Regions from separate parts of the Mus musculus genome. Here region 1 is linked to region 2. A link is a loop called in an ENCODE intact Hi-C map of the cell type or tissue named here. Cell type or tissue: left cerebral cortex. All regions are shown on one strand. Each heading gives the region's core, and the rest is flanking DNA. Links, peaks and the distances in the headings are about the cores only. Region 1 overlaps Ppm1f (protein phosphatase 1F (PP2C domain containing)). Region 2 overlaps Mapk1 (mitogen-activated protein kinase 1).

Region 1 (11,642 bases), core at 1,393-9,392, 85 kb after region 2:
CTGTTTTACGGGAACCTTCATTACCATAACCCGCAGTTCTGGTTCCGGAATGAGGGATCTTCCTTGCGCCGGTGATGGTTAACTCCCGTCCCGAGTTTTCTTGTATTTTCTCGTCCCGGATTTTCTCGTCCCGGATTTCGGCACCAACTCTTAAACGCGTTCTCACGACCGGCCAGGAAGAACACAACAAACCAGAATCTTCTGCGGCAAAACTTTATTGCTTACATCTTCAGGAGCAGGAGCGCAAGCCCCCAGCCCCAAAAACGAAAGCCCCCCGCTTACATCTTTAGGAGCCAGAGCGCCAGCGCGCCAGAGCGCCAGCAAGAGAGAGAATGGCGGAAACCCCGTCCCCTTTTAAGGAGAATTATTCTTTGCCTAGGACGCATCACTCCCTGATTGGCTGCAGCCCATGGCCGAGTTGACGTCACGGGAAAGGCAGAGTACATGTAGTGGTAAAATACCCTTGGCACATGCGCAGATTATTTGTTTACCACTTAGAACACAGGATGTCAGCGCCATCTTGTGACGGCGAATGTGGGGGCGGCTCCCAACATAGTATTATTTTTCTGATTTTAAAACTTTTTACTAATATAGAAAATGGGCTGGGAAGATAGCTTAGTTGGTAAAATGCTTCTATCGGGGTTGAAGAGGTAGCTTAGTGGTTAAGAGCACTGGCTGCTCTTCTAGTAGACCCAGGTTTGATTCCCTGCACCCACATGGTGGCTGACAACCATTTTTACCTCCTGTCTGAGGGGATCTGACACCTTCTTTTGGCCTTCACAGACATTGCATACATTTGAAACACATACATATATGTGGCAGAACACCTATATAACATAAAACAAAAAAAATGCTTATCTAGCAAGCAGGTGGATTGGAGTTTGATCCCAAGAACCCCCATAACCAAAGCCAGGCATGGTGGCACACGTTGTGGTCCCAGCAGGAGGGAGGTAGAGACAGGAGGAGCCCTAGGGTTTTGCTGGCCATCCTAGTTGGTGAAGGTCATTGAAAGACCTTGTCTCAAAACAACAAAGTATCTTCAAGAAGACAACATGGCTGACTGTTGGCCTCAAATATTCACTCACATGCATGCACATCCCTACCCCTAACGCACCCCCCCATATGAACACACATGCATGTACATGCACACACAGAGATGTGCACATGAACATGCACACATGTGCATACACACATACATTTGAAAAAAATGGGGGTCTGGGGCTTGCTTTGCACATATGGCCTGAATTTGATCATCAGAAACCCATGTTTTTTGTTTGTTTTTCTCTGTCAGTCGTGAGCATGTGTGCTTGTATTTCCAGAATTTGGAAGGTACAGGAGAGTTTGAGGCCATCTTGGGTTACAAGAGACCCTGAATCAAAAACAAAAATCAACCAAAAAACAGTTGGAAAATATAGGGCCAGAAACAAAGTTCAGTGATAGAATATATTCTTGGCATGGGTGAGACCTGGAGTTCAGCCTGATGAAGATGATGGTGGTGGTGGTGCCAATGGTGATGATGGTGTTGATGACCCTGGTGATGGTGATGATAATGATAAAAGGAAGAGGAAAGGAGGAGAAAGAAGAAAAACACATACTTGAGCAAGGTGTGGTGGTGCAGAGTTGCCATTCCAGTACTCTAGAGATGGAGGGAGGAGGATCAGGGGAGTTCAAGGCCAGCCTGGGATACATGAGATCCTATGTTAAACAAACAAGAAACTACAAAAATAGTAATATAAGGCCTATAGTAGCTAACATCCAGAGGTAACTGATTTTGTTGTAGTGAGCACTAGTTTCCAGCTATCTGAGGCCCCTGCAGGTGTCCACAGTCCCCTCACGAGGCCGCCTGATGCCGCCTCTGCCTCAGGACTCTGTGCTTTAGGAGACTGTTAGGTTGTTAGGTAAAATGGCTTTTTTTTTCATTCTTTTCCTTTTAATCAAGGAAGGGCCTGCTGTGGACCAATAAGATAGCTTCTTATGTCCATGCTGTCTTATTCACTTGTGGTTGAGTTAATTGTAGAGAAAAGTAACAGAAATTGACTGGATAAAGAAAGGAGGTGGACATGGAACTAATGTGGGTGTCTAGCCCCAAGCCTCAGCAGCCAGCCACGGGTCTGCACGGTTCTTTTGCATCAAGAAGTTAATTTTTCGAGCCATTTCCATGTTGTGGATCCTCCAGCACGTTTCATAGCTGTTTTGCTGGTGGCAGTCACAAGGCTTCTCATAGTACTGTCGTCGCTTTATGACTGCAGTAAGGTGGTGAGGATTCTGTTCACCTTCCATGTCCCCTCCTGAACCATCACAGTCCTGGCAATGAACTTCAGATGTTTAGCTGTGGCCTTGATTTTAAATCTTCATTCTTCAGGGCCTGGGCTCTCTGAATTCGGATTCCTCAACCCTCCACAAAATGACTCTTTTGGGTGTGTGTTTGGTGTGTGTTGTGTATATATTTTGTATGGTGTTTGCATGTATGAGGGCTGCCTCAGGTGTCATTCCTCAAATCCCACCCACTGTTCTTATATTTTTCTTTAGAGAGAGGGTCTTTCGATGACCTGGAATTCACCAAGTATGCTAGGCTGGTGGGATGTGCTCTCTTGGTTGTCAAGGTGACTGAATGTACCATCAACTAAGTGCTGGACACTTTTTCCCTATCCTTCCCTCCTTTCTTTTCTTTTTTTGAGACAGAGTCTATGTAGCTCTTCCTGGCCTGGAACTTGCTGTGTAGCTGAGGCTGGCCTGAACTCACAGAGATCTATCAGCTTCTGCCTCCAAAGTGATGGGATTAAAGGTGTGTACCACCATCCTTCTTTAAGGGAGTTCTTGGTTATATTATTTAAAATGGGCCAGGCAGGGGTGGCACACACCTTTAATCCCAGCACTTGGGAGGCGGAGGCAGGCGGATTTCTGAATTTGAGGCCAGCCTGGTCTACAGAGTGAGTTCCAGGACAGCCAGGGCTACACAGAGAAACCCTGTCTCAACACCCCCCCCCCCCAAAAAAAAAGTAAGACTCATACTAAATGTGGATGGAAACTTAGAAGGGAGATAAAAGAAGGAAGCTTGCTTTTTGCCTGTCTGCCTTCATTCTTGCTGGCAAACTCATCTGTTCTGTTGCTGCAACTGCTGAACTCACTGATATCAGAACAAGCTTTTTAAGACTTCTAATGCAGACTGAAGACTGGTAGCTGTCAGCCTACCAACCCTCGGATGACAAACTACCAGATTCTTGACCATTTTTGGCGTGACATAGCCATTGTTGAACTACCTAGATTGCATGTTATACATTAGTCTAGTAAGTCTCTTTTTAATATATATCCAACCATTGCTTCTATTCTCCCAGAGAATTGTAATATAGCTGGGTAGCTGAAGGGCCCCAAGAATTCCTCCTGTCTGAGTCCCCATACACCATCAAGTCTGGCTTTTTAAAAACATAGCTTCTAGGGTCTGAACTCAATCCCTAGGCAAGGCAAACACTTTACCAAGGGAGCTATCTCCCTAGCCTCTTGTTTTGATTTTTTTGAGACAAGGTCTCCCAATATAGCCCAGGCTAAGCAGCTCTCTTTTTTGGCCTCCCAAGTGCTGGGGCCCATCTGAAGTCCTCTTTGACCTATCTTTGATTAGCTTAGAGCCCATCCAGGTCCCAGACAAGTTAATAAGGCTGAGATGTAGGACTCCAGTGTGGAGATCTGTGGTCAAATCAGATAACAGCTTGCTAATCAGGATTTCTGCCTCTTTTTCTGGCTCTGCTACATTCTAGACCCAGCCTGGGAGACCTGGTTTTCAGGTTCCCTTCCTCAGGAGGAAACTCTTGTTTGATGGACATAACGCCTCTCCCCTCCTCTCCCCAGCACACCATGGCCCCCACTCTTTCTATTAGCTTTAGCTTGTTTCCCTCCTGGTAGAGTCTAACACATACCCTGCTCTATCCTGGTAGCTCAGTCCTTTGGATGAATTGCCTCCACTACACCCATCTACCCGTCACACCTCACTTGTCCTTCTTGCCTCCCCCACTCCCATCTGGTGGCTCTGAGTGAGTGTGTCAAGCTACATGCAGTTGGAGGACAGGGGGAATGCAAACCACCATCTGGAGATTCAGATACACGAGTCGACTCATCAGGAACAGCAAGGCAGCATATACTTAAGGAGGTTCTGCCAGGGGCTCTGGAGGAGTTGTGTGGGTGTGGGGAGGGGAAGACAGATGGATGCGTGGGCAGCAGGGGCAGGGCCTGATCAGAAACCCCCAGATTTGCATGCTGGCACTATCTTCTTCTGGGCTTGTTGCCTAGTGGGCAGCTGTGTCCCCTGGGGGCAGGGAGTGCTGGGGACAGGGTAGGCATCAGCCCACTAGTCAGCGAAAAGATATTTGTAGGGGAGAGGAATGGTTTATAGGTTGTAGGGAGATGTGAGAGGGTGGGTTGTAGGAGGGTATGCATTGTGTACATGAGTGAAATTGTGAAAGGACAAATTAAAAAAAAAAAAAAACAGACTCTATTTGCCTCTTGCCTGGTTCTGCCACTCTGCAGCCCCGGAAACCCTGTCCCCACTGCCCCAGACCCAACAGCAGCAGGTTATGTTGCATCCCATAAAATATAGTCTAACAGCAATGGGATGGCCAGTCTGGGGGTGCTGGGGAAGGGCTAAGAGGAACACAGCAGACAAGGCTGGGGAACAGGAGAGGGGTCCCATAAGGCAGAGTAGACAGGGCCTGGGCTGAGCCTGTGCTTGGGAGGAAGGAGTGCAGCCGGGCTAGGATGGTAAGCCCTAGCAAGCCGAAGGCACACAGGCCTCTCCTAGTTCTCAGGATCAGTTAAGGATACTTAAAAAGCAGAAATGATGTTTATCAGAAGACTTCTTGACTTGACAGTTCACACAGTAACAGGGTTTCTTCTGGCATCTCACACATCCTTAGTTTTGGATGGCCCATCCTATCCTCACTAGCATTCTGAGGCTGTGCTTCATGCAGGCAGCTTCAATGCTCTCTGAGGCTCCCAAGGAAGCTCAGGAAGAGGCTGTTACCTGTTACTTCTCCCCCTGAACCCCTCCCCCTGTTTCATGAAGGAATCACAAACCAAATGATAGAAACTAGAGACTCTGAAAATTGCCCCTTCCTCGGGTTGAAGAATTGCCCATGTAGACTTTGCAGGCAATGTATCTTCCACTCTTGGTGAAGATTTGGTAGGTGGCTTTTTGTGGGACGCCCTGTTATCCCTTGGGAGTTGTGTGCCATGTCAGGATGATGTCTGCTACGTGGCTGGACTGAGACCCTCTCCTGCTGATTCTCAGTCATCTTGACTTGAAATGATGTATTAATCCTTAAGGGTACTGAGGCAGCTTTCAGTTGTCCTGAAGAGTGGTTTCTTGTGTACTGGGGGCTCCAGTCCACTTGACTCTGCATGTGCTTATTGCACTGAGACCTTTGGGAGCAAATTCCACTCTAACAGCTACTGGCTGTCTCCAAGGTGGGTGAGGGCACAGAAGTTGAGTCAGAAGTCACTGTGGAGGATGGAGGGCTGCAGGTCTAGAGTCCAATTCGGAGTTCAGTGGATCCAAGCTGATCTCTCTTAAAGGCCACTTGCTGTAATTGTTCTGAGGCAGGTCCCTCACCTGTTAAGGCAAGTCCTGAAGGACCAGTCTCCTTAGCCATAGGGCTCTATAGTTGCAGGCTTTTCATTACAACAGTGAGCCTTATCTAACAGGCTCCCCTCAGATGCTGTCCTTCATACCCTGATTTAGCTACCTGGACTGTGGATCCAGACACTCTGAGTCTTATTATTTCTTATGTTACCAGCTGACCTCTCACCAGTAGCAGCAGCTGCTTCCTCCTCCCACCCTACCTCTTCCACCACCTTCTCCTCTTCTTTTAAGTTTTGGGTTTTCAAGACAGCATTTCTCTGTAGATCAGGTTAGCCTCAAACTCAAGAGATCACCCTACCTCTGCCTTCCTTAGTGCTGTGATTAAAGGTGTGTGCTACCACATCCAACCTAAAGCATACTCACTACAAGTCAGTTGCTCTTGGTAAACATGTTTCTAGACTTAGCACACACCACCTTTTAACTTGGCTCAATTATAGAACTGTGTTTAAATCCTGATGCACAGCACTGTGCTGCAGCTTTGTTTCCATAGCAACCCTAAGCTCTTTATGACTCCCTTTAGAGGAAGATTTTTTTTTTTTTTTTTTTTTTGGTTTTTCGAGACAGGGTTTCTCTGTATAGCCCTGGCTGTCCTGGAACTCACTCTGTAGACCAGGCTGGCCTCGAACTCAGAAGTCCGCCTGCCTCTGCCTTCTAAGTGCTGGGATAAAAGGCGTGCGCCACCACGCCCAACTAGAGGAAGATTCCTAAGTGTTTTTTTTTTTTTTTTTTTAAGATTATTTGGTGTTGTGGCTTGAGTATGAAATGTCCCCAGAAATCTGAATACTTGGTCCTCAGCTGGTGGCACTGTTTGAGGTTATGGAACCTTCAGGAGTTACAATGGAGGGGTGGTGGTGGTGGGTCACTGGGGGTGGACTTTGATGGTTTATAGCTGGCCCTGCTTCCTGGTCTTTTCCTGCTTCCTGTGTGGATGAGATCTGCTCTTCTGAGCTGCTGGGTTGGCCTCACACTCCTGACATGCCTTCCCTGCCCAGACGGACTGTGAGCCAAAATGAACTGTCTTCTATCACTTGATTTTGTCAGGGTTTTAGTCACAACAATGTGAAAGTAACTAATTTATTTGAGTATTTCCAGATAATAAACCCAAAATGTGGATTTTTAACATTTGCCTGTTCTACTGAAATAAAATGAGACTGAAAACAAAGGCATGTTTGCTGTATTAAGAAAACAGAATTTAGGGGAACATGTGAACAAGAAAAAGGAATCACCCACAACCCTGTCTCAGAGCCAGCAGTGATGCTCAGTAAACTCACCAGGGGCCTAGGGCTGTGCTTCCCACTCTGCATCCCATCTTCTGAGAGCTTCTGCCCTTGGCCCTGCATGCAGGATGTGGCAAGTGCCAGGCAGAGGGCAGGGTGGAGGCAGAAGAAATGCCTGGTGCTTTAGTGTCCATGCAAGTGGTCCTTGAAATACTGTGAGGGTCTATGCCCACAGGTGGCCCCAGCTGACTGTTGACTGGAGGACCTTGTGCTCAGTGCCCAAATGCTTGAGGCATTTCAGGCTGTGAAGAGGCACTGTAGATGCTGCTAGGTTCCTCAGGGGCCTGACCCCTCTTTACTACCCCTCTGGACCCCATGGCTGGTAGGATGGACAGTCTCCCTAACCCTAACCCAGGACCAGCTCCTCAGCAGCTTCCAAACATACCCTGGATGCCAAGAGGACCCCAAATCCAAAATGTCTCATGAAGTCTCAGGTTTTCAATGCTTTGTCCCAAGTACCAAGTTGTTGGCACTATTTTGGGAAATTGTGGAAACCAGTATGCAGGACTTGGCTTTTGGAAGCTCATCACATCCTGTGGGTCCCTGGTCATTTCTTTTCACTCTTCCTGGGTTGGCTTTGCGGTAGATAGCCATGAAGTCTGTCACATGTTCCTGCTCAAGCACATGGGATCAACCATGGGCTAAACTCTCTAGAACACCTTTTGTTGTTGTTGTTTTGTTTTTCAAGACAGGGTTTCTCTGTGTAGCCCTGGCTGTCCTGGAACTCACTCTAGACCAGGCTGGCCTCGAACTCAGAAATCCACCTGCCTCTGCCTCTCAAGTGCTAGGATTAAAGGCGTGTGCCACCACGCCCAGCTTAGAACACCTTTTAAAATACTTTTTCTGTTGAGTATTTTGTCAGGGATACAGATGTTAACTATAGACAGACGCACAGGGAAGAGATCCAAGTGGCACTCAGGAATCTTGAATATATGGTTTATTGACACCAGTACAGGGCCCCATGGGAAGACGTCCTATGAGCTCATCACCTTGGGAGTTGTCCCTAAGACTAAAGAAACACGGTGTCTTAGAACAAGACTCCCAGGAAGACCCCTGAAATAACCCTTGGCAAGGCCCACATGGCATGTAAATGGCAAAGCTTGGTGTGTTTGGTGAAGCTGAAGAGTCCAGTGAAAGCACAAGACTCCAGAGGATGGTCCCTGGAGGCTACAGAAGCTGAATCAAACCAGAAGCCCAGCTTGCTTCACACAAATTGGCCTGGCTTCCGTAAGTATGGCCAGAGCCATCCTCCTGGCCTTGAGAATACAGTTGAGGTAGCCAGGACACCCATGCCAAAACTTAGCATCAGGAGAGGGGGGCACTGCATGCAGAAGAACCCAAAAGGGCAGGGGCAGACAGATCATGGTGAATGCAGGGCTTTTAAGACCTCTAGGTGTTGGTGCCTCCCTCACCATGAGTTCTGGAGACGCCCAAAGCTATGCTGCAGATCCCTTGCTTCAACACTCCTGAAAGCCTGCTTGTGCCCTCCCACCTCTTAACGCCTCCAGGCCTTGGTTGGGAGGCAGCTGTACCTGCAAAGGCAGGCTGACGGCTTCAGCTTTTGTATCTGTGTAAGACACTGGCGCCTGTAACTCAGCTCTGTTCCAGCCCACTTAATTTTAAGAATAGACACTAATAATACTTAACCCCTCTCTGCTGCTGGTGGAGGATGGGCTCCCGTGCTCTGGCAGCTCCTGGTAATGCTATGCATGCCCTCCATGCCTTTCCCTGAGGCCTGAGAGGTGCAGTGACTGGTTCCGCTCACACAATGTGATGGTGGCAAAGAGGGGGACTTGAGCTCACAGCCACCCTTCTCCCTGTTCCTTCCCTGAGCCTCTACTAAGCCACCCATTATCCTGGCTAGGGGATTCTTTTGGGAAGAGACTCTGAGGAGGAGGTGGCCAACAAGTCTTGTAGGCTTGGTACTGGCAACTCCAGTCCAGACAAAAAGAGTTCTCTGTACCTAGGAACTCGCTCAAGGCCAGCCCTCAACAGTAGGAGAATGTGGTCTTCCTTGGCCACTAGATCAGGATGGAGCAGTGCCTGATGTTGGTCCCAGACCATTGCCAGACAGGGGGAAGGGTGGGGGAGGCACTCAGACAAGCCTGGGAAAGGGGCTTCCCTTTACACTGAGGCCTTGATATTTGGCACATCTTTACATGCGAGTATGAATCCAGACCACCAAGGAGGCCCAAATTCCACTCTTACCAGCAATGATCAGGTTAGCAAAAATGGGAGAAAACCAAAATCAATTTATCTCCCTCTATGAAGGTCACTGCTACAGGCAGGCTGGACCAACAACCACACCCTGTGTTGAGATGGCACTGAGGATGCTGGATTCTGACACCCCCCCCCCCCCCGGAAGGCAGCAGGCCTTCAAGTTAAGCAATACCTAGCTATTAGGTGGGCAGCCATCTGAGTGATCACGTTCCTATCAGGAGACTTGATCAAGGAATCAACTACATGGCCCCAGCTCTTCCATCCCTGCTGTGGGAATGGGTAAATGGCAAGCATACAGGTGGGTGCCCAGCTGCATTTGGCTGGCTCGCTCTCCTACTGCTGGAAGTGAACTTGCCTCAGAGGAATAAGTATGAGCTCCCTTGCTTCTTTTCAAAGAGGGCTTAGGTGCAATGAACAAAGCTCTGCAAGTCTTGCTAGGGCTTTCACTCTACAGGTGAACTATGTCTCCTTCATGGGGACCTACCTCACAGCCACCCTTCTTCCTACTGATCCTTCCCTGAGCCTCTGCTAAGCCACCATTATTCTCTGGACCTGCCAGTGTCTGCAGAGAGCAGCCTTGACTCGCTTGGCCCTTGTTGAGGGCCTCCTAGTCCTTCTATTCTTGGTATCCCCCCCAACCCTCACTTGGTTTCCTTGCCTGACTGTATCCATCACTGCTCTAGGGATGTGGAGGTCTTTCATGCTGCTCAGGTCAGGACAGAGTCTAGCAGGTTAGGACACAAGTCACAGGAGAAAGATGGTGGACTGCTGGGCTTGCCCAAGTTCCTCACCTAAGCACTGTCTTCAACAACTCAATCAACATAACTGCAAACACACTTAAGAGAGTTTCAAGAGAGATTGAGTGTGTCAATCTTCTAGCCAAGAGCAGTAAGGTTCTCTCAGCTGGGAACCAGCCAGACTCCAAGGTGGACAAGGAGGCCAGTGTCACCCCAGGTGCCCATAGTCACAGCCTTTACCCATCACTTCAAGGAAGTTCTGAGGTGCCCAGACGCACAAAAGGACTTTCCCAGAAAGAGTGCTGGCTGAAAGTGTGCCTTCCCACAACAAATGCAGCCTCTTTGAGAACCTCAACACGTCTGCCTATCAGGATCCATGACGGACCCAGCAATTCTCATCTACACCAAAGCTGTTTAAGGCACTTAAGTGGCTTATTAACATAACCTGGAAAAGTTTGTTTCCATCCCGATTTAGGAAAAATAAAATCATTAATACTGCAAATGTCTCCACGAACACACAAAAAAGTAAAATACTTAAGTTTTCAGGAATAAAATAAATGCTAAGCTTTGCTTAAGTTACATGACCTTGAGGGTCACCTTGGCACTGATACAACATGACAAAGCCTGAATACTGATTCTGGATTAGACCTTTCCCTGCAATAAATCTAAGCACACAAAGACACACACACACACACACACCTCACTTCACCTCCCCAGGAAGCTCAAGGGGAAAGCGAGGTCTAGAAAGCCCTAGTGGCCTTAGTACTCAGTTAGAGTGCAGTGGCAGTGGGTCACTCTCCTGCTGTGCCTCCCAGCAAGACCAATGTCTCCTCTTTGGGAAGCCAGCAGTCAAGCAGGACTGCGAGCTTGTGTGTTAGTACAGACCAAACCCTCCCAGCCTTGGGTACAATGAGAAGCCACAAGCCTGGGCTGGACACCTGGCTGCAGATCTCATTCCAGGATCTGTGTGAGGGTCCTCCAAGACCTGACCTGTGTTTTTGGTTAGGCTACCAGCAGGTGCCTGTGGTTTCTGTTCCCAGACCTGTCCGGCCCTGATCACCTCAGCCATCTGCTCTTCGGTGAGGCCATTTTCCTATGTTTCCTTCTGAGATCCACTAGCTGCCTACTGCAGTTCTGCAGCCATGAGGACAGGCTGTGGTAGGCAACATGAAGGGCTGGGGTGCTAAGGGAATGCTGTGAGAGTGTGCACCCCTGCCCACTATACCTTTTGGATCTAAGGTCTTTGAAGGGGAGGATCACGAGGGCAGAGGGAGAGTCCGGATGGGGCCTGGAGGCCTGGACCACTTAGCTTCTCTGTGAGGTATTACTGATCTCAAGTTCTGAGAGGCCAGTGGACAAGTCCTGGCTTCCTACATCTGCCTGGGCATCCCCTGTCCCCTGGACTCCACCCTCTAGCAGCTCCAGGGGCTCCCTAAGGAAGACCACCATGACTGTAATGTTGTCATGGGAGCCCCGGTCACGGGCCACAGCCACCAGCTCCTCAGCAATACGCATCCCATTGCCCTTGTGCCTGAGCAAGTGGCCATGGACGAGACCCGTGACTTCATGGTGGGGGACAACATCGAAGAAACCATCACAAGCAAGCAACAGGTAGTCCTCTGAGCCCGTTAGCTCTCTGGATGCTGCATCGGCCTCCCCAGACACATAGGGCTTCTGGAAGACATCCCCTGGGAATGAACAGACAGAAGAGCCTTGTTTCTTACTTCCCGTGTGCTCAGAACCAACCCATATCACCATCCCCAAGGGCATGCAGGTACA
Region 2 (11,642 bases), core at 1,657-9,656:
GTCAGCATTCTCATCTGACCTCCCCTTGAACTATGGAAAAGGAAATGTTCCTAAAACTGTGTGTTGCATTTTGTATCCTTGTTTACAGGTGTACTACGATCATATAGGCTTCCTGATAACTCTGTGGACTCTGTTTAGCAAACAATGAGCACACATACTTGTACTGACCACAACCCCCATTTTTCTGGTCCATCAGAAATATGCCAACAGAAGCTGCAAACGGAGTTTAAAAACCCCTTGTATGTTTTTGTGAACCTGAGAAATTAAGGGTCACCATGTAGTACCACAATGTGATACATATATGACTCCAGAGCTTGAGTAGGTGACTCTCTTCCACACTAGTATTTGCTCAAATGTCACACAGTACCTGCCAGCATACCCTATTCTGAGTGTATATCTTACTGCTGTGGTACATAAGAATCTCAGTGAAACACTACACTCATCTCTGGAATGTAATGCTCTCCATGCCAATGATATACTCCAGATATCAACCGTAAAAATGGGAAATGAAACCAGCTATTGTGAAGCATGCCAATAATAAAAACCTGAAGAGAATGAGGTAGGAGAATGGAGAGTTTGGGATCAGCTTCAACCTTGCTGGGTGTTGTACACATCTACTGTACATCTCTATTATTAACTAACTCTTGGGAAGTGGATGCATGAATTTGCGGCCAGCTTGAGTTATAGTAAGACCTTGTTTCAAAATAACAAAAAGCACGCTTTAGCTAGACCAACAGAAGGCTGCCCATACCTTACTTAAAGCCAATCTCTAACTTATAAGCGATTGCTTAGTACCCACTATTGCCCTCAAACAGAAAAGAATGTAGTACTTTGCTTGGCCCTCCTTTCGACTGTTATTTCTCTGGTCTTCTAGCCTATGACACTACAATGCCCAAAAGGCCCTCTCTTATGAAACCCCATTTATTCTTGGAGGGCTGGCATGGACACCATTTTATTTCTTCCCTTTGCATTTGAATACTACCTCCTATGTGCCGCAGCACATGCTATCAATTATACGCTGTCTGCTGGGTTCCCATCTCTCCGTTTTCCGATTTCAGAGCAGCCATTGCCCTGGCACCTAACAAAGCTTCACCCAGGAATGTATATTTAACTGAGAGCTCAAATGATTATTTTTACACACCTACATATAAAGTTTCTTTACTGATATATAATTCATATAAAGCACACAATGCTTTAACATTAATATTTAATATTACAGTCACAGTTTCATATTCTGAAACTTTAGAACAATATAAAAAGTTGCCAAATTAGTACCATCTCCCCTAACACTATCAATTATAAACAACTCATTGTACAGATCTTCATTTTATCCATAATTAGTTAGATATCTGACTTCCATTTTCCTGTGACAATGAATTACACTATAACGAGTACTTGTGTACACGTGTTTGTATGAATACACATTTTCATTTTACTAAGGTACATACTTGGAAAAAGACTTTGTCAATGTTACTTTTCCTTTTTCTTGAGACAGAGTTTCATTATGGAGTCCTCGCTGGCCTGGAACTTACTATGCACATCAGGTTGCTCTTAAACTCCCAAAGATCTGCTTGCCCCTGCCTCCCAGGGCTGGGATTTGAGGCATATGCCACCATACCTGACACTGATTATAACCAATCTGGTGTCACTGTCACTGTGAGCCTTGTTTTGTTTTCTTGATACAGAGAATTAAGAAACAAAAATAACACATATGATGATGTACACATAAAGTATAGACATATAAGAACTACTAATTTTGCTACAGTGGCTACTGTCTCTGAAGGAAGGATGGGCTAAAAAAGGAATGAGACTCATACTGTGTATCTGTATTTTTCTATAAAATGTTTGTCTATCTGATAGTTTTGAATATAAATAACAATACTTCAAAGTTGTCTTTAAAAGTACACACCATCCTGAGAGTAAATGACTTGGCTGACCTTGAGATCACAAGTGGTGTTCAGCAGGAGGTTGGAAGGCTTGAGGTCACGGTGCAGAACGTTAGCTGAATGGATATACTTTAGCCCTCTCAGGATCTGATAAAGAAAATAGCAGATGTGGTCATTGCTGAGGTGCTGTGTCTTCAAGAGCTTGTAAAGGTCCGTCTCCATGAGGTCCTGTACTATATATCTGTGTGACAGGAGGTTAAGGTCAAACACTGCCAGCTGCTCACACTTAGCAAAGCACTGAAACAGATTCAACTGCTCTTAACCCTCTCCCCATACAGCGTCAGACACAGCTGGGCCATCAAAAGAAAGAAGAGACTGAAGAGAACACGGCACACTCTCGTGGAAGAAAACAAACACTAGTCCTGCCACAGGTGGCTTGTTGTGGGCCTACACTGAGACTTGAAACAGAATATCGGTCAATCTATTTTAAAAAAAAATCTTTTTTTTTTTTTTTGAGACAGGGTTTCTCTGTGTAGCCTTGGCTGTCCTAGGACTCACTTTGTAGACCAGGCTGGCTTCGAACTCAGAAATCCGCCTGCCTCTGCCTCCCAAGTGGAATACTGGTCAATCTTGAAGTCTCAACTTCTCTGTTCTCCAAACTGTCCACTATTAACCAATTTCCTCCAAAGCTTAAAGGGCATGGTAGCCAACAAACAACACCCATCTCTTTGGCCCAGAAGCAATGTGTAATTGTATTGCACTGTTTTCTTTGCTTCTTGTCACCAATATCCTCACAGACCAACCCAGAAGTACTGGCCTAGAAATAGCATCGCCACTGAGTCCAATCTCTGCCTTTCTTCCTCATTCTCTAAATTCTGCATATGTATTGTAAGACCATAAGGTGTGTAAAGAAGTTGATGATAATAGGTTCTGCTCTTTAACCTCCACTGCCTAAGCACCTAAAACTTCAGCTAAGCCACATTATTTCTTATGAAAATTAAACTGTAGTAACCTTTTGCTTTTAACATTACTATAATGATGTTTTATTAGGGGAATTTTTGCATTTATTTTTACGCATAAATACTATTCTATTTTCTACAGGCTAAATGAGATCAGTCCCATGCTTGAATTAAGCAAACCTTATTTATAAAAGGTGTTCTTCTCTGACAAAAGGTAACAAGAGCAACACGTGCAGCAGCAGGAGGCTTTCCCTTGCAACACCACCCCACTTACTAACAGACATGCTTACAAAGACAAAAGCTGCCTAGAAACATGGAGCTGCTGTTCCTACAGGTCCTAGGAGGTGGACTCTTCTAGACCAGCTCACCACTGATATCTAATGCTGGCTACAATTACATGTATCAGAATTGATCTGGTCTTCAAGACCTTGAGGTCCAGTCTATTCTATTTTTTATTTTTGTTTTGTTTGAGACGGGATTTCTCTGTGAGGCCCTGGCTTTCCTGGAACTCTTTGTAAACCAGGTTGGCCTCGAGCTTAGATATCCACCTGCTACCACCTCCCAAGTGCTGGGATTAAAGTGCATCACTGTGCTCGACCCAGTTACTTTAAAGATAAGGAAGCTGAGGCTGAAAGAGGAGCACACTAGGACTGTCTGGAAGACACTGATCTGGTCAAGTGTACATCTACTAGAGTACCTACGTCCTGTTGTGAAAGCTTGTTTGACTCCCTTTTCACTATCATAACAGTCATCATGGGATTGGAAATTACATGAATCAACTTTCCAAAACTAAGATTAAAGAAAACTATACAGAAACTGACAAACACTTAACTTATAGAAAGCATATTAAAACTAGTTACAAGAAAAAAGATAAAATTAAAAAAAAATCCTTTGGGGCTGGTGAGATGGCTCAGTGGGTAAGAGCACCCGACTGTTCTTCTGAAGGTCCAGAGTTCAAATCCCAGCAACCACATGGTGGCTCACAGCCATCTGTAACAAGATCTGATGCCCTCTTCTGGAGTGTCTGAAGACAGCTACAGTGTAATTACATATAATAAATAAATAAATCTTAAAAAAAAAAAAATCCTTTAAATACTAGGTAAGCGCAAACATTATAATCTCCTCTTAGCATACTTTTACATATACGGGAAGAGTGATTAAAAAACTCTTTGTGCAAGCTGGGCAATAGTGGCGCATGCCTTTAATCCCAGCACTCAGGAGACAGAGGCAGGTAGATTTCTGAGTTTGAGGCCAGCCTGGTCTACAGAGTGAGTTCCAGAACAGCCAGGGCTATACAGAGAAACCCTGTCTGAAAAAACCCCAACCAACCAACCAAACAGCCAAACACCCCCCCCCCACACACACACAAAAACAAACAAAACAGAAACAACAAAAAAACCCTCTGTGCACTTTTTCTTGATTCCAAGTTATTTACTCTACAAAGTGACCAAGCAGCAGTGGCAGCAGCTAACTTTAGAAAAGGATACACATCTTTCATTTGCTCAATGGTTGGTGCCCGGATGATGTCATTGATGCCAATGATGTTCTCATGTCTGAAGCGCAGTAAGATTTTTATCTCTCTTAGGGTTCTTTGACAGTAGGTCTGGTGCTCAAAAGGACTGATTTTCTTGATAGCAACTCGAACTTTGTTGAGATTATCATAAGCAGAGCTAAAAAAAAAAAAAGAAAGTATGTATATGAAAATTAAAAATAGCTCACTGAATTACTTTGTAGAAGGAACACAAACTTGTAAAGTATTGAAGTTTTAACATCTGTCACATCTGTGTTGATAATTAGTTGATACCTATGGAAGCAGCAGATGTAAAGTAGCAGCAGATGCTGAACCTGACATTTAAGAGCTGCATGGCCTGTTCACGAGACGAATGCCCACTTCTATAAACCTGACACAGGAAACCACCACATTTTCCTACTGTCTTAAAGAGCAGATAACACTTTGATGAAAATGCCATTTCTGCCTCCAAAACAACTATCCATAGTTGTTACTGAATTCTCTGACACAGCAGAAACACCAAATACCACCAACCACATCTTTATCCCTAAAAAAACAAACAAACAACAGTTTTAGAAAGCTTTACTGCCCTTTATCAACCTCTTTCTCCGCCTCTAAATTGTATTTTATGTGTATGGATGTTTTGTCTGCACACTATCTGTACACCTCATGTGTACAGTGGCTTTGGCAAGCATCAGATCCTTTGGAACTAGAGTTCCAGGCAGTTGCTAGCTGCCATATGGGTGCTGGAAATAGAACCTGGGACAAGAGCAGCCATCTCTCCAGCCCAATTACCAACTTTCTTATAAGCAAAACACAGGTCTATTTCTGGTTGTTACTAGGATAATTTTCTAACAAAATCTACAAAGTAACCTTCACAGCCATAGGATGGGAGTTTTTTCCAAGCTATACTTAAGACCCAACTACATAATCCGAAAAGAAGGAAGCAAAATCTTGCTTTTAATTTTAGGATGGTTTAAAAGTTTAAATATAACTACTATCTTTTTTTGGGGGGAGGAGGTCATGGGCCAACAATTTACCTAAATATTTTCTACAAAAGCATTTTATATTAATGTCAACAACTGACCAGTGACTAAAGCACTAAAAATACTGGCAAGCAATAAAATATTTCCTTGTTTCCTTACTAAGTGCTTAAAAAAATGAAATGGTATTTACTGACATCACTACTGATGCCTCTGACTGAGTGTAAAAGTCTGTTTTAGGAGTAGACTTGTCAGTGGCTGCAACCATCTCACAATGCTATTACAGGCTGTGCTGTCCCAAAGCACTTTGAAATGATACACAGTTCTTAAACAGGATGACCATTTAAACATTATTTTCCTTGGTTTGGTAGACGAGGGCCCAAAGCAGTGGTTCATGAGGAGGCAAGCAAAAGCTTGTATAGTTTAGGCAAGTGTACTCAATATTGGGATCTACTTTTAAAGATAAACACCCCCTTTGATAATCGTAACAAGAGCGAGTTTACAGTTAAAACAGGTTTGGGATTGTTGGCTCTGTGCTAGAAAGCTGCCTGGTAGCAGCATAAAGCCCTGGAATTTGATCCTTCAGCATGGTAAAAGTTAAAATTAAGTAAAAGGAAACTTGTAAAACACTGGCCAGAAGAAATTTGACATTATAAATTCTTATTTTTTATAGAACACATTAGTCAAATCTGGTTTGCTTTACAAAATTATAATCTACCAGGACTGGTTTTCATTTGTTTATTTTTATGGCAGGGTCTTTCTTGCTATGACTGTTCTGGAACTCAGATCAGGTACCTCTGCCTCAAGAGCTAGGATTAAAGGTATGGGCACCACAATGGGCTTATCTAAAAAAGTGCTGTTAGAAAAGAATTAAGCATCAGTGTGGCCTTCTACTGTATCACCCGACTTGATAGTGAAATAACCAAACTGACTTCTTTATTGAAAGTGTGACACCATCTTCTTCCACCCTCACTTTCTGACTCTGCTCAGAGTGTGGCCTGATCCTGTTAATACAGGCAGACATACATGCAGGCAAAACACTCATATGCATATAAATAAAATACAATTAAAAAGAAAAGGCAAAGAGAGCCTACCTAGAGCATCTGTCCTGATGGCGCACATCAATCATCCCAGCATTATCTTTGAGTTTGAGGCCAGTCTGGTCTATATATTGCAAGTTCCAGGACAGCCACTGAGAGAACCTGCCTCAAAATGCAGTGGGTGGGGTAGAGACATGGCTCAGTGGTTAAAAGTTCATAATGTTCTTCCAGAAGGTTCAAGTTCAGTTCAGAGCACAACTCCTGGATTAGGTTTGAGGCCTGCTCTACAGAAGAGCTGTGTCTGGTGCTATAAATCTAGTCAAAGAGTCCATGGCCAGGAAAATTATATGTATACTAACTCCCTTTCCTAATTCTGTTAACTCAACATCTACTAATATCTTGCTGTTATTAAACTGCCTTTTAAATATATTGATACCCTTAATTCTCAATGCTTCAGTCAAGCTTAGAAGAGAAACTTCTTTCTGTAGTAGGTAGCTAGCAGGCAATGCAGAGACTTTCAAGTGGTCAAAGCACTGAAAGTGACCGCTGAATGCTTAGCTCTCATTTGGACATCTGTATCATGCTCCCCGAGGCTCAGAAAGTATCATGGAGGATGGCAGAAAACATGTAAGAGCTGGAAGATGGGGAAGAGAGAATGCTGTGGAAGGTTGTATATGCTCAAGCCGATCAACACGTCAGCACGAATGAGTGAAGGGCTCAGGATGATCTGATGAGAACAGTTAAGGAGCAATTGGCAAATGATGGCTGCTGAGGGAAGTGACTTTTTTCTTTGTGGGAATAGCCAATGTGGGTTGCCTAGCTTCTGGTAGATGCCCCCCCACCCCACATTCATGTCTATGTAGGCTGGATGCAAAAGTTATAAGAAAAACACAAGTATAAGACAGTGGGAGGAGAGATACGGTTTGGATATGACCTAGGTACATTGCATATATGCACAAAATCATCCAAAGTACATGGAAGAATTTAAATGTGTGTCTAGGACCTTTTGAATTCATGGTCTATTCCAGGACCGAGATGGGTTGGAACAGATTTAGAAGCACATTGACCAGCAAATAAGGGATTAAAAGCCTACAAATTCTGAATATTATTTAAGATGCTTTGTAAATAGGGGGAAAAAAAGAGAATCAACATGAGTCAATTATGAACAAGTCATGGTAAACCAACTTCATTTCCTGTTTTGATAGGGTTACCATAGCAACAAGAGTGTACTGGTCACAGCTTCTGGAGAACTCAAGCTACTTGAAATGTACTTCCCATTTGAGAGACTTCATCATAAGTGTGTTGGAGAGGGGAAAGTTCCTGCTCCTGAGAAGCTCTGAATTTAATGAGGAAAACACACACACACACACACACACACACACACACACACCCTACAACCCTTACAGAAATACACTTGCTAAACACGAAGAGAATCTGGGTAAATTAATTCCAAATAAGGACAAAGAAATGAAAAGTTGGGTCCCATGGTGCACATCTTTAATCCAAGCACCCAGGAGGCAGAGGCAGTCAGGACTATATGGAGAAACCCAGTTCAGGAAAAAACAAAGACCAAAAAAGAGTCCAACTGAGTCTACACAGGGAGTGCAAAGCACTCATATATACAATGAGACCCTGTCTAAAAGAAGAAAGAGGGCTGGACAGTGGTGGCGCACACCTTTAATCCCAGCACTTGGGAGGCAGAGGCAGGCAGATTTCTGAGTTCAAGGCCAGCCTGGTCTACTGAGTGAGCTCCAGACAGCCAGGGCTACACAGAGAAACCCTGTCTCGAGAAAAAAAAAAAAAAGTTAAAAAGAAGAAAAAGGGAAAGCAGGGTGGGGGAGTAGGGCAGCAAGTAGGCAGACTGCCCTATAGAAACCACATCCTATACGAGTAGACTTTTTCTCTTAAAATTTATTTATTTATTGTATATAAGTATACTGATGGTTGCTGGGAATTTAACTTAGGACCTCTGGAAGAACGGTCAGTGCTCTTAACCACTAGGCTATTCTCTCCAACCCTAGGAATAGACTTTTTACACAAAAGCAGGGGTACAAGCAATTTAGAAACATATGGAAAGAAAAGGGGCCAGAATGACTATGGGACCACTGACCTCACCCGCACCATCCCTTTCCAGAAGGAACCATGCTCACCCACAGCCCCCGATTTCTCTCTCAGAAACTATGCAATTCATGTGTAGCAGGACACTCTTGTTCTGGAGCTCCACTGAGGAGAACATTGTGGCCAAGCAGAGGAGTATGCTGTGGGTGTGCTCTCCTGTTGGCACAGGACTCTAAGTAGCTTAAGAATATTCTAGTTAAGCCTTATAAAAATAAGCATTAAGAAAATATAATACTCATCACAGTAGGAAGAACATATATTCCATTTACTATTTCTTAACTTGATTTTTATAGTATGCAGGATTCCATAGCTTTACCCTAGGTTTTACAAACAACAGAGGCAGAAATGGGTGGGAGGTATATCCCTTTAACGTAGGACTCAAGAATGATTTACATATATGTACATCTATATGTTTGTATATATGAACAAATGAATATGATGAGGGTGGACCCCTGTGTATTGTAGGCAAGCGTTCTACATCAAGTTACATCCCTTGCCTATCTGACTTAGAGATCTAAAGATGACTGTGGATCATGTGCTGGATACCATGGTTCTCAGAAGTGCAAGAGTCACAGAAGCCATAGCAGGTTTCACTGTTAAGGGGAAAAGCTGGGAAAAGAGATCTGGGGACATGACTCAGAATAAGTAATGATAAGTCAGTTAAGGGCAGTAAGAAACTAAAACAATAAAAGACTAAGAACCCTTATCCAACTATTAAACTATGTGTTTACTCAGACAGACTAAGAGGGGAAGAGAACGGTATTTCAGAAGTCAGAAACGTGAAACTTGAAACTGAGATAGAGAAGGCTAAGAACTGGAAAGCATTCTCTCAGTCTACAGTGAAATGAGGTTGGATGACTTTGGTGCTATAAGAAAACGAAGGGAAGGCAGATATGAGTGGAAAGAAAAGTGCTTTTAAAAGATGATAACAGGAGCTAGAGAAAGTACCCAAGAAGCTAAAGGGATCTGCAACCCTATAGGTGGAACAACATTATGAACTAACCAGTACTCCGGAGCTCTTGTCTCTAGCTGCATATGTATCAAAAGATGGCCTAGGCGGCCATCACTGGAAAGAGAGGCCCATTGGACACGCAAACTTTATATGCCCCAGTACAGGGTAACGCCAGGGCCAAAAAAGGGGAGTGGGTGGGTAGGGGAGTGGGGGTGGGTGGCTATGGGGGACTTTTGGTATAGCATTGGAAATGTAAATGAGCTAAATACCTAATAAAAAATGGAAAAAAAAAAAAAAAAAAAAAAGATGGCCTAGTCAGCCATCACTGCAAAGAGAGGCCCACTGGACTTGCAAACTTTATATGCCCCAGTACAGGGGAACGCCAGGGCCAAAAAGGGGGAGTGGGTGGGTAGGGGATTGGGGGGGTGGGTATGGGGGACCTTTGGGATAGCATTGAAAATGTAAACGAGGAAAATACCTAATTAAAAAAAAAAAGATGATAACAGAACAGGGGAAGGATGACTAGAAGATGCAGGTAGGCTACTGTGAGGGATTATGAAGAAAGTAGGCGGATTAAGGTTGGGAACTAGTGGGGTGAAAAAGAAAGTTCCCAATGGACAAGCAGGGGGAACGGCAAGGGGAATCATGTCAACTAAGACACACTTGCGAAGATGAAAGTGTACCAAGTTCCTCAGTGACTAGGACACAGGTTGATCGCCACAATCTGACTCATACTCACATCCACTCACGCAAGATGCCCAAAACAATGAGAACAGGTCTATTTCCCCTTCCGCCTTGTTCCTCGTGACAGGTCTCTCTGCATAGGCTTGGCTGTCCTGGAACTTGATTTGTAGACCAGGTTGACCTCTGCCTCTGCCTCCAGAGTGCTAAGATTAAAGGTATATACACCCTGCCCCCCTGGCTCAATGTTATTTCAAATGTAGTCTTTGAAATTGTCCCAAAGTTTGAGGACAAAATGAAAAAAGTTACTTTATACAGGAGAAACCAAGCAGATGCTACTCTTTCCCAAGTGGCTAGTCTTCCACTAGCAGCCTTTGGATGAAGACATAGAACTCTCAGCTCCTCCTGCGCCATGCCTGCCTGGATGCTGCCATGCTCCTGCCTTGATGATAATGGACTGAACCTCTGAACCTGTAAGCTAGCCCCAATGAAATGTTGTTTTTTATAGGACTTGCCTTGGTCATGATGTCTGTTCACAGCAGTAAAACCCTAACTAAGACAGAAGTTGGTTCCTAAGAAGGAAGCATGTACCTTCCAATAGGAAGGAATAAGAAAGAGTTCCTTCCATTTCTAAGATTCCTGTGTAAGATTTTTTTCCCCGTCAAGTCCAGGATCCCAAATAAAAATGAGAAAAACCACAAATGGAATAAAGACATGGTGCCTCAGGATGAGCCTAAAAAGCAACTATAAAGCAAAGCAAAGGCAGATCTAATTCATCCCTTATCAGCAGAGTCTCTCCCTGCCTTGAACTTGTGTATAAGCTGCAAGCGCTTAGCTACTTGCTCAAAAATATTTATCTAGAAGAGACTATATATACGTGTGTGTGTGTGTGTGTGTGTGTGTGAATTGAGACATGCAGTAACAAGAATGAATCTGAAGAAAATAATTTATTTTCTACTCCATATGATGTGGAATAATATATATGAAATTCTAGGAAAGCTGTAGATACCCCCCCTTTGACAAAAAGTTGATCTGTGCTTATATAGACTCACTGTAAAGGAGCAAGAGAATTTTTTTGGTGATATAAATTTCTGTGACTTCACTGTGCTGGTGGAGACAGTTACACAAGTACATATAGGTATCAAGACTTAATTATATAAAGAAGTATTAAAATGTAACATGGCGGCGCATACCTTTGATCCTAATACATGGGAAGCAGAGGCGGGCAAGCTCCATGAGCTTGGCGCTAGTCTGGTCTACACAATGAATACCAGGACAGTCAGAGCTACATAGACCCTGCCTTACAAAGTAAACCAACCAACCAATCAAAACAACAAACAACAAAAACCCCAATGACAATGTTCTACCTTTTTTATTTTTCTTGGTGTTGAGAATTGAATTCAGGACTTCACATACTCTTAAGCACAGCCATACATACCCTAAGCCACTTTTCCACTCCCAAAAATGCTTTTTATTACATAAAAATTATACTTTGAAGGGGATGTTTAAGACT

What was found. Peaks named below come from ENCODE experiments on the same cell type or tissue, not always from the same donor. Only the 100,000 strongest peaks of a DNase experiment are listed, where the experiment ranks them.
Region 1: a loop joins it to region 2, with 9 times the contacts of the local background. A loop is called at or near these places in 3 of 42 quality-filtered maps.

What each region holds. Positions count from the first base shown.
Region 1 is chr16:16,923,549-16,935,190 of GRCm38, reverse strand. Ppm1f (protein phosphatase 1F (PP2C domain containing)) reads right to left here. Exons shown (of 8, transcript NM_176833.4): 8 at 7,816-11,551. The coding sequence ends at 11,169. It also overlaps the pseudogene Gm46540. Among named protein-coding and RNA genes, the nearest start is that of Ppm1f, 33 kb to the right of the region's middle. In left cerebral cortex, for the core only: no CTCF peak of the experiment used is centred there; DNase peaks (open chromatin) are centred at 4,690, 4,877, 6,011, 8,413 and 1 more place; H3K27ac peaks cover 5,819 bases.
Region 2 is chr16:17,008,771-17,020,412 of GRCm38, reverse strand. Mapk1 (mitogen-activated protein kinase 1) reads right to left here. Exons shown (of 9, transcript NM_011949.3): 2 at 4,333-4,515; 3 at 1,938-2,127. Among named protein-coding and RNA genes, the nearest start is that of Mapk1, 31 kb to the right of the region's middle. In left cerebral cortex, for the core only: no CTCF peak of the experiment used is centred there; DNase peaks (open chromatin) are centred at 5,107 and 8,607; H3K27ac peaks cover 613 bases.